Regions from separate parts of the Homo sapiens genome. Here region 1 is linked to region 2. Evidence: read pairs that join two places in POLR2A ChIA-PET (ENCODE). Cell type or tissue: PC-9. All regions are shown on one strand. Links, peaks and the distances in the headings refer to the core of each region. The heading gives the core; the rest is flanking DNA.

Region 1 (4,563 bases), core at 827-3,326, 380 kb before region 2:
CTGTCTGTCACAGCGGGGGTCACAATCCTTCTGTTTCTCTAATTTAGAAATATCCTGTTTCCCCAAGTCCACCTCACCCTAACACCCTGTCTTATCACAAGTCCACTGCCCCTCCCCCATAGAGGGAACAGAGCCAGAAGTTCCTCAGGGGCCCTTTTTCTGTCCTGGCTGGGCCAGAGGCTGGTGTCAACAGCCAAATGATGAATCAGCCCAACGCTAATGTTGAGCCATTGTGTCAACTTCCATGCATTGAGTGAGGTTGAGGACAGCACCCCCAATGCAAATCTGACCTGCAAGGACCCAAAGGACCCCGTGATTCCTGGACCCTCCTAGTCCCCTAAGGGCTCTGGAACCTCTTTCCCAACAGCGAAAGAACCTCAAGTAGGCATTTTCTAAAGCAATCTGAAGACAAAATGTGAAAAACTCAAATACGGATGGAACACTTACTCCATGCACACTTGCAGTTCTTGTTTTTTTGGTAACAGAGCAATCATCACCAAAGTTGAATTGGAGGTAGCATCCATTTTTTCATGGGGATACTTTTTCACCATCTTGCACGCTGAAGTAGGAAATGCCTCCCCAGGGGCAGGGTTGGCAGTGCCCTCTGGCCTCACTGGCTCTGGGCCTCACAGGATGGGTGGGGACTGATCCTCAAGTGCTCTTCTCTTCCTCCCATAGGAGACTTGGCACAGAGGCCTCCTTTTCTTTGGTTCTTTCTCAGCCATTTCCTGTCACGGCTACTCTCGGCCCAGCTAGTCTTGGTATACTGGGTGGCAGGGGATGCGGTGAGGACCAGGGTTTCTGCCTCCCTAAGAAACACCCTGGAAGTCTGAATTCCAGGCAAATAGAAAGTAGAAGGTGGACTGGGCGCAGTGGCTCACGCCTGTCATCCCAGAACTTTGGGAGACCAAGGCCGGTGGATCACTTGTGGCCAGGAGTTCGAGACCAGCCTGGCCAACATGGTGAAACTCCGTCTCTACTAAAAATACAAAAATTAGCTGGGCGTGGTGGTGCATGCCTCCAATCCCAGCTACTTGGAAGCCTGAGGCATGAGAATCACTTGGACCCAGGAGGCGATTGTTGCAGTGAACCAAGATCGTGCTATTGCACTCCAGCCTGAGTGACAGAGCAAGACTTAGTCTCAAAAAACAAAAAATAGCAACAAAAAAGTAGAAGATGGACCATTGAGTGAGTAGATTCCGTGATGGGGAGGTGGGCCTCTGGCTCAACAGGTAGGGCTGGTGCCCAGAGCAAGACTCAGCACCCATCCAGAGCCACAGTAATCAGGTGGGATGTGCCTTAAGTCACCTCCCAAGACAGAGGGCAGGCAAAAGCTGGTACTGGAGAGGAAAACCAGCTCTCCTGTTGGAGGAGTTGCAGGAGGTGAATTCCTCTGGCCAGGGTTTCTCCATGGTGGCCCTGTTGAAATTTTGGGCTGGGTGGTGTTTTGTGGTGGGGAGGGGGCTGTCCTGTGCATTGTCGCATGTTTAGCGGTATCCCTGGCCTCTCTCCACGAGACGCAGTAGCATTCTCTTCTCTGTTCACCACGCTATGACAACCAAAAGTGTAGTACTTAGTGCCACTGAGCTGGATACTTAGAGTTAAAATGGTAAATTTTATGTGATATGTGTTTTACCACAATTTTAAGAATAAAATTGTAAAAAGTAAAAAAAAAAGTGGGCTGGGCATTGTAATCCCAGCACTTTGGGAGGCTGAGGCGGGCGGATTGCTTGAGCTCTGGAGTTCAAGACCAGCCTGGCCAATGTGACGAAACCCCATCTCTACTAAAATATAAAAATATTTTGCTGGGTGCGGTGGTGCATGCCTGTAGTCCCAGCTGAGTCAGAGGGGCCTGCCTGGGGAGGTGGAGGTTGCAGTGAGCCAAGATTGCGCCACTGCACTCCAGCCTGGGTGACAGAGAGAGACCCTGTCTCAAAAAAAAAAAAAAAAAAAAAAGGTGGAAAAAAAGCATAGTGTGGAATTCTACCATACATCTCTAGGCCACAGAGAGTCAATAGGGAAACTGAGACACACAGGATCCCTGCCAGTGCTGTGTCCATCCCCTAACGTGGGGAGGCAGCTGAGTGGAAGGCGCCTCATGATACAACAATTAAAAAAAAAAAAAAAAAGCTGTGCTTAGAGCCAAAAGCCAAGACTGGAAAGACCAGGCAGCTCCCCCACTGTCTGCAAGCTTTCCCATCAAACTCAAGTCCCCCGGGCCAGCGCCCAGCTCTCTCTCCTCGGCCCTGGGGCTGCTCCTTGGAGGCAGGCCTGCCCCATGCCCTATTGCTTATCTAGGGGAGGGCTTATTTTGTATTACTCAGGGGGTGAAAGGGGGTTTAAGGGCCAGAACTGTGCCCTTTAAGCCATTTCCCAAAATAGGCAGCCCTGAAATGCTGCATGCTAGAAGATGACGGGGAACATGAAGGGGAAAGGTCAGCAAAGACTCCGCTCTGCACCCAGCTGGCTCACTGATCTCACAGACCTACCCCACACTGGGCCCCAATTTTTTTTTTTGAGATGGAGTCTCACTCTGTCGCCCAGGCTGGAGTGCACTGGTGCGATCTTGGCTCACTGCAAGCTCTGCCTCCCGGGTTCACACCATTCTCCTGCCTCAGCCTCCCATGTAGCTGGACTACAGGCGCCCGCCACCACGTCCAGCTAATTTTTTGTATTTTTAGTAGAGATGGGGTTTCACCGTGTTAGCCAGGATGGTCTCGATCTCCTGACCTCATGATCCGCCCGCCTTAGCCTCCCAAATTGCTGGGATTACAGGCGTGAGCCACTGCGCACGGCCCTGGGCCCCCTGTTTTATTGGGGGTCACTCAATACCACCTTCCCTCTAATAAGCACAGTGTTTCTGGGTTTTACCTGCCCACCAATGCTGAAAGATCCCTCCAGGATTTCTGGAGGGTGAGAAAGACCCTACTCCTTCCAACAAGAAGCAGAGCCTTAGCGTGGCACAATCAGAAAGGAACATGCTGCATCAAGAGTGGTTCTCAAAGCCCGGGCCCCAGCGTGACGGCAGCAGCTGCGTGTGGACACCTGTTAGAAATGCACGTTTTCGGCACCGCTCCAGACCTAGTGAATGGGAAATTCACAGGGAGTGGGGTGCGCCAAACTATTGATGTTTTAATAAAGCCCGAGGACCACTGACCTGCCTCCAGCCCATACCTCATCTCACAGAGAAGGTGACCAAGGTCTTGAGAGGCTCTATGACTTGCCCAGGGTCACCCAGGCCACAGTAGAATATTACTCTTCATGTTTAAAGTAGATAGGATCTACTTAGGAGGCTGAGAGGGGAGGATGCTTGAGGCCGGGGGACAGAGGTTGCAGTGAGCCAAGATCATGCCACTGCACTCCAGCCTGAGTGACAGAGCCAGACCCTGTCTGAAAAAAAAAAAAGTAGACAAAAGTTCTCCAATTATGCCGATAACATGAAGCCTAAACTAAGAAAGATGGAAAACAGAAAAGAATGCAGTCAATTGGTTTGGCAACAAACAATGGACAGCAATTGGTAACAAACCAATTAAGAGAAAAAAAGAGAGGGAACAGGAAGGCTTTGAAGAGCATGGCTTCAGCCAGGCCCCCTGGGTTCAGTCCTTGCTCTGCCACTGGCTGTGGAACAAGGACAAATTAGTTAACCTCTGGGCCCGTTTCCCCATCTGCAGAGCAAGAATAATAATAGAACCCCCATCAACTGTTAGATGATCTTGGGGATTAAGGTAGGGCTCCAAGTGTCTCACACAGAGGGAGTGCTCAATACATATTAGCTTTAACTGTGACAGAGGAGGAAGGGACCCGCCCAACCGCAAGATAATTAGAGTATAGGGAGAAAACAATCAACATGGAACAAAAGAAATCTGCAGTCTACAGAGGTGGAATAATATCCAGAGGAAAGAGCTGCTGAAGAATTTGGCAATGATGAAGAATCTGGGGATGGTTATGATGATGAATAAGAAATGATGATCTGGCCGGGCGTGGTGTCTCACACCTGTTATCCCAGCACTTTGGGAGGCCAAGGCAGGTGGATCACCTGAGGTCTGGAGTTCGAGATCAGCCTGACCAATATGGTGAAACACCGTCTCTACTAAAAATACAAAAAAAATTACCCGGGCGTGGTGGCAGTAGCTGTGGTCCCAGCTACTCAGGAGGCTGAGGCAGAAGAATCACTTGAACCCGGGAGCTGGAGGTTGCAGTGAGCTGCGATCGCGCCACTGCACTCCAGCCTGGGTGACAGAGCGAAGACCCTGTCTCAAAAAAAAAAAAAAAGAAAGAAAGAAAGAAAGAAATGATGATCCTTAACAGCTCTGGGCTCTGGGGAAGACTTGAACAAAGAGAGGCTGAGGATGAGTGTGAGAGAAGCCTAAGCGGGTGGGTTACTGCTGGCTGAAGGATCTGGCTCTTTGGAGAATCATCTAACTCCCCCCAGGCAGAGAGGAGGGAATCTCTCTGATTTTATGTAGGGAGTGAAGGAAAAGAGATTACTTGGAAGATGTTTTCTATTAAGGAAGTCCCAGAGAATTTAGGAGAGAAATTCCTCAAATGGGATGCCTGCTCTTT
Region 2 (4,563 bases), core at 1,068-3,567:
ATGGCATGCATCAAAAGGCAGGAAGTCCCTCACAAGTCTGTCCTATCAAGCCACCAGACACTGGTTACCTTTATGTGGCTGCACAAGAGGCTGAGTTCCCAGGGAGGGGCGAGGTGGTCTGGGGCTTTCAAGCCGTGGTGGAACCCACGCCTGAGAAGGGAGGCCTGCCGCTCCCACCACAGGAAGCCTGGCCCCCGCCAGCAACAGAGAGACTCAGAGCCCAGGCCTCAGTGCCCTCATGGGATAAGTGGCATTTTGGTTCCTGTTTCCTTCCCTCTCTGTTTTTCTTTTTCTTTTCATAGATTCTCCAAGCAAATATTAAACATGTCCTGCAAATCTCAGGAATCAGCACACAGAGAAACACAAAGAAGAGTAAGTGGCCTTCTTCCAAGACCTGGTTTATCAAAGGTCTGAGGCAGTCCTGATCCGCTGCTCTCCTCCTGCTGGCTGAGCCTTGCCACTGGCTCAGTGGCCCAGGGTGCCAGCTCCCTTTCCTGGGCCTCCCGGGAAAGGGGAGGGAGAAGGTCGAGGGAGCAAGAGGGTTCCAGGGCTGCCTCCAGGGCTGGCCTGGCAAGTTGCAGCTCTGTCCCTGGCGATTTCCCTGCAGCCAATGGCTGTGGAAGAGGAAAGGAGAGGACCTTTTGATGTGGTGGAGAAGCATCATTGTAGAAGGGAGAGGAATAAGTAAAAGGTTGGCCAGGGAACCATGGCCGGGCACGGTGGCTCCTGCCTGTATTCCCAGCACTTTGGGAGGCCAAGGTGGGCAGATCACTTGAGGCCAGGAGTTCAAGACCAGCCTGGCCAACATGGTGAAACCCCTTCTCTACTAAAAATACAAAAATTAGCCGGGCGTGGTGGTGAGCACCTGTAGTCTCAGCTACTTGGGAGGCTGAGGCAGGAGAAGCACTTGAACCCGGGAAGCGGAGGTTGCAGTGAGCCGAGATCGCGCCACTGTACTCCAGCCTGGGCGACAGAGTGAGTGAGACTCCGTCTCAAAAAAAAAAAAAAAAAAGTAAAATGTTGGCCAGGGAGCCTTGCTGGCCTCCTGAAGGCAGCCAAACATTAAACACACCTACAGTCACAGAGTCCAGCTTAAGGAAGAGGCAGACCAGAAAGTGAAAGTGAAGAAAGAACGGGAGGAGAGATGGGTGGGGGCGCGGATCAAGGCAGAAAAGGGAGGCAAAAGGCAAGGCTCCTAGGGACAGAGAGTGGTGACATGCCAGCTTCTGTTCGTTAAAACCCTGCTCTGGACCATGAACACTGCTAGGCAATTTCGTTATGACAGCTCCTTGCATCCTCCCAGCATTTTACAGCTAAGGAAACTGAAGACCGTGAGGTTAAATTCTTCACCCGAGGTCCACAGCTAGGGATTAGCAGAATCAGTGTTTGAACCCAAGGCTGCCTGACTCCAGTGTCACACCCAAACTGTTCCTGTCTCTCTGTTAGCAGTTCTTAGTTGCTGGGGATTCAGACTCTATTTTGTTGCTTGTGTAGTTCAATACAGCTCCCCCCACTGTGGCCACATTGCAGCCTACAGATGCAATAAAAAGGAGGGGAAGGCATGCATTTCCTTTAAGGGTACACCTGAGGTCAGGAGTTCGAGATCAGCCTGACCAACATGGAGAAACACAACTCTACTAAAAATACAAAATTAGCTGGGCATTGTGGTGCATGCCTGTAATCCCAGCTACCCGGGAGGCCAAGGCAGGAGAAACGCTTGAACCCAGGAGGCAGAGGTTGCGGTGAGCCAAGGTTGTGGTGAGCCGAGATCACACCATTGTACTCCAGCCTGGGCAACAAGAGCGAAACTCCATCCATCTCAAAAAAAAAAAAAAAATGCTGTGAATCTTGAACAGAGAATGCAATAGACAGCAAGAAAGGTCTGGTGGCATCTTCGAAGGAGCCTTCATCTCCTATACTTTCAGGGTGGATATGATGGAAGACTCAGCCCAGGGCCTCATTGTGCATGTAGGAGTTCCAAGTAAATGCTTAGGAAAGGGCATAGTGGGGACGTAGTGGGACCCTGAGACTTAGAATAGGAGCATCTAAGTGGTCACAGACAAGGCTGAGACTCTGGCACTTTTGAATTCTCAAATCCTTCAAAGCTCCCTTGTCTGTTCAGGCAGGTCCTCCCGTGTAGAGGTAACCAACTTATCCCTGCCTAAGGAACCTTCTGTGACTGCACCTAGGACAGTTGCTTCACTAAAAAGGGACACCAGATCTTCTCTTCATTCCTCCAGCATCAAAAGGAGAGTTAGATCCCAACATAGCCCACTTGGGCAGTACAAGGCCTGCTCTAGAAAGAGAATGTCTATACACTAAAGAAGTGGCAGGACCTTGCCAGTTCAAATCCACAAGGGTCTTGGGAGCACGTGTCGGAGAGGATTCTAAGCATTGTGTTAGCCTAAAGATGGTAAACACAAGGCTTGGCTGGGCACAGAGCCTCGTGCCTGTAATTCCAGCACTTTGGGAGGCTGAGGCGGGCGGATCACTCTTCAAACTCCTCAAACTCAGGAGTTTGAGACCAGCCTGGCCAACATGGTGAAACCTGTTTCTACTAAAAATACAAAAAATTAGCTGGGCGTGGTGGTGGGTGCATGCCTGTAGTCTCAGCTACTCGGGAAGCTGAGGCAGGAGAATCGCTTGAACCCAGGAGGCAGAGGTTGCAGTGAGCCGAGATCGTGCCATTGCACTCCAGCCTGGGTGAAAAAGTGAGAATCTGTGTCAAAAAATAAATAAATAAATAAAAATAAATAAATAAATAAAAGGCTTGATTGGGCTGAATTCACTGATACACTCACCCAGGTTTGGGCTTTGGAGTTGGCATGAATAGTCTACAATGGCTAACTCAGACTTGACTTAATAGAGACGTAAAGTTAAAGTTCCACCACCCAGAAGCAGCTGGGTTAGAGGGCGGTGAAATGGCTGCTGAAAGTTCATTTACAGGGTTAGCCTGGAGACAACACCCTGTTGGCTTCAAGTGTTGGCCTACAGGTTGCAGTTATGTCTTTTAAAAGCTGCTAACATTTGGAATTGTCTCCTTCAAAACTAGAAAGTGTACATCTAGATGCCGGGCGTGGTGGCTCACGCCTGTAATCCCAGCACTTTGGGAGGCTGACGCAGGTGCATCAGGAGGTCAGGAGTTTGAGACCAGCCTGGCCAAGAAGGTGAAACCCCGTCTCTACTAAAAATATGAAAATTAGCTGGGCTCTCCCTCTCCCTCTCCCTCTCCCCTCTCCCCTCTCCCCTCTCCCCTCTCCCTCTCGGTCTCCCTCTCCCTCTCTTTCCACGGTCTCCCTCTGATGCCGAGCCGAAGCTGGACTGTACTGCTGCCATCTCGGCTCACTGCAACCTCCCTGCCTGATTCTCCTGCCTCAGCCTGCCGAGTGCCTGCCATTGCAGGCGCGCGCCACCACGCCTGACTGGTTTTCGTACTTTTTTGGTGGAGACGGGGTTTCGCTGTGTTGGCCGGGCTGGTCTCCAGCTCCTAACCGCGAGTGATCCGCCAGCCTCGGCCTCCCGAGGTGCCGGGATTGCAGACGGAGTCTGGTTCACTCAGTGCTCAATGGTGCCCAGGCTGGAGTGCAGTGGCGTGATCTCAGCTCGCTACAACCTCCATCTCCCAGCCGCCTGCCTTGGCCTCCCAAAGTGCCGAGATTGCAGCCTCTGCCCGGCCGCCACCCCGTCTGGAAAGTGAGGAGCGTCTCTGCCCGGCCGCCATCCCATCTAGGAAGTGAGGAGCGCCTCTTCCCGGCTGCCCATCGTCTGAGATGTGGGGAGCGCCTCTGCCCCGCCGCCCCGTCTGGGATGTGAGGAGCGCCTCTGCCCAGCCGCGACCCCATCTGGGAGGTGAGGAGCGTCTCTGCCCAGCCGCCCCGTCTGAGAAGTGAGGAGACCCTCTGCCCAGCATCCGCCCCGTCTGAGAAGTGAGGAGCCCCTCCGCCCGGCAGCCGCCCCATCTGAGAAGTGAGGAGCCCCTCTGCCCGGCAGCCACCCCGTCTGGGAAGTGAGGAGCCCCTCTGCCCGGCCGCCCCTACTGGGAAGTGAGGAGCCCCTCTGCCCGGCCACCACCCCGTCTGGGAGGTGTACCCAACAGCTCATTGAGAACGGGCCGGGATGACAATGGCGGTTTTGTGGAATAGAAAGGGGGGAAAGGTGGGGAAAAGATTGGGAAATCGGATGGTTGCCGTGTCTGTGTAGAAAGAAGTAGACATGGGAGACTTTTCATTTTGTTCTGTACTAAGATAAATTCTTCTGCCTTGGGATCCTGTTGATCGGTGACCTTACCCACAACCCTGTGCTCTCTGAAACATGTGCTGTGTCCACTCAGGGTTAAATGGATTAAGGGCGGTGCAAGATGTGCTTTGTTAAACAGATGCTTGAAGGCAGCATGCTTGTTAAGAATCATCACCACTCCCTAATCTCAAGTTCCCAGGGACACAAACACTGCGGAAGGCCGCAGGGTCCTCTGCCTAGGAAAACCAAAGACCTTTGTTCACTTGTTTATCTGCCGACCTTCCCTCCACTATTGTCCTGTGACCCTGCCAAATCCCCCTCTGCGAG

The links. Peaks named below come from ENCODE experiments on the same cell type or tissue, not always from the same donor. Only the 100,000 strongest peaks of a DNase experiment are listed, where the experiment ranks them.
Region 1: POLR2A ChIA-PET joins it to region 2 with 6 read pairs; 1 of 35 experiments calls an interaction of 5 or more read pairs at or near these places.

Annotation. Positions count from the first base shown.
Region 1 is chr17:64,332,010-64,336,572 of GRCh38, forward strand. The region is part of intron 14 of PECAM1 (platelet and endothelial cell adhesion molecule 1); the gene reads right to left. Among named protein-coding and RNA genes, the nearest start is that of PECAM1, 57 kb to the right of the region's middle. In PC-9, for the core only: no CTCF peak of the experiment used is centred there; DNase peaks (open chromatin) are centred at 1,822 and 2,252; H3K4me3 peaks cover 1,761 bases; H3K27ac peaks cover 2,500 bases.
Region 2 is chr17:64,712,764-64,717,326 of GRCh38, forward strand. No RefSeq gene overlaps it. Among named protein-coding and RNA genes, the nearest start is that of SMURF2, 53 kb to the left of the region's middle. RefSeq lists an enhancer at 230-279. In PC-9, for the core only: no CTCF peak of the experiment used is centred there; no DNase peak of the experiment used is centred there.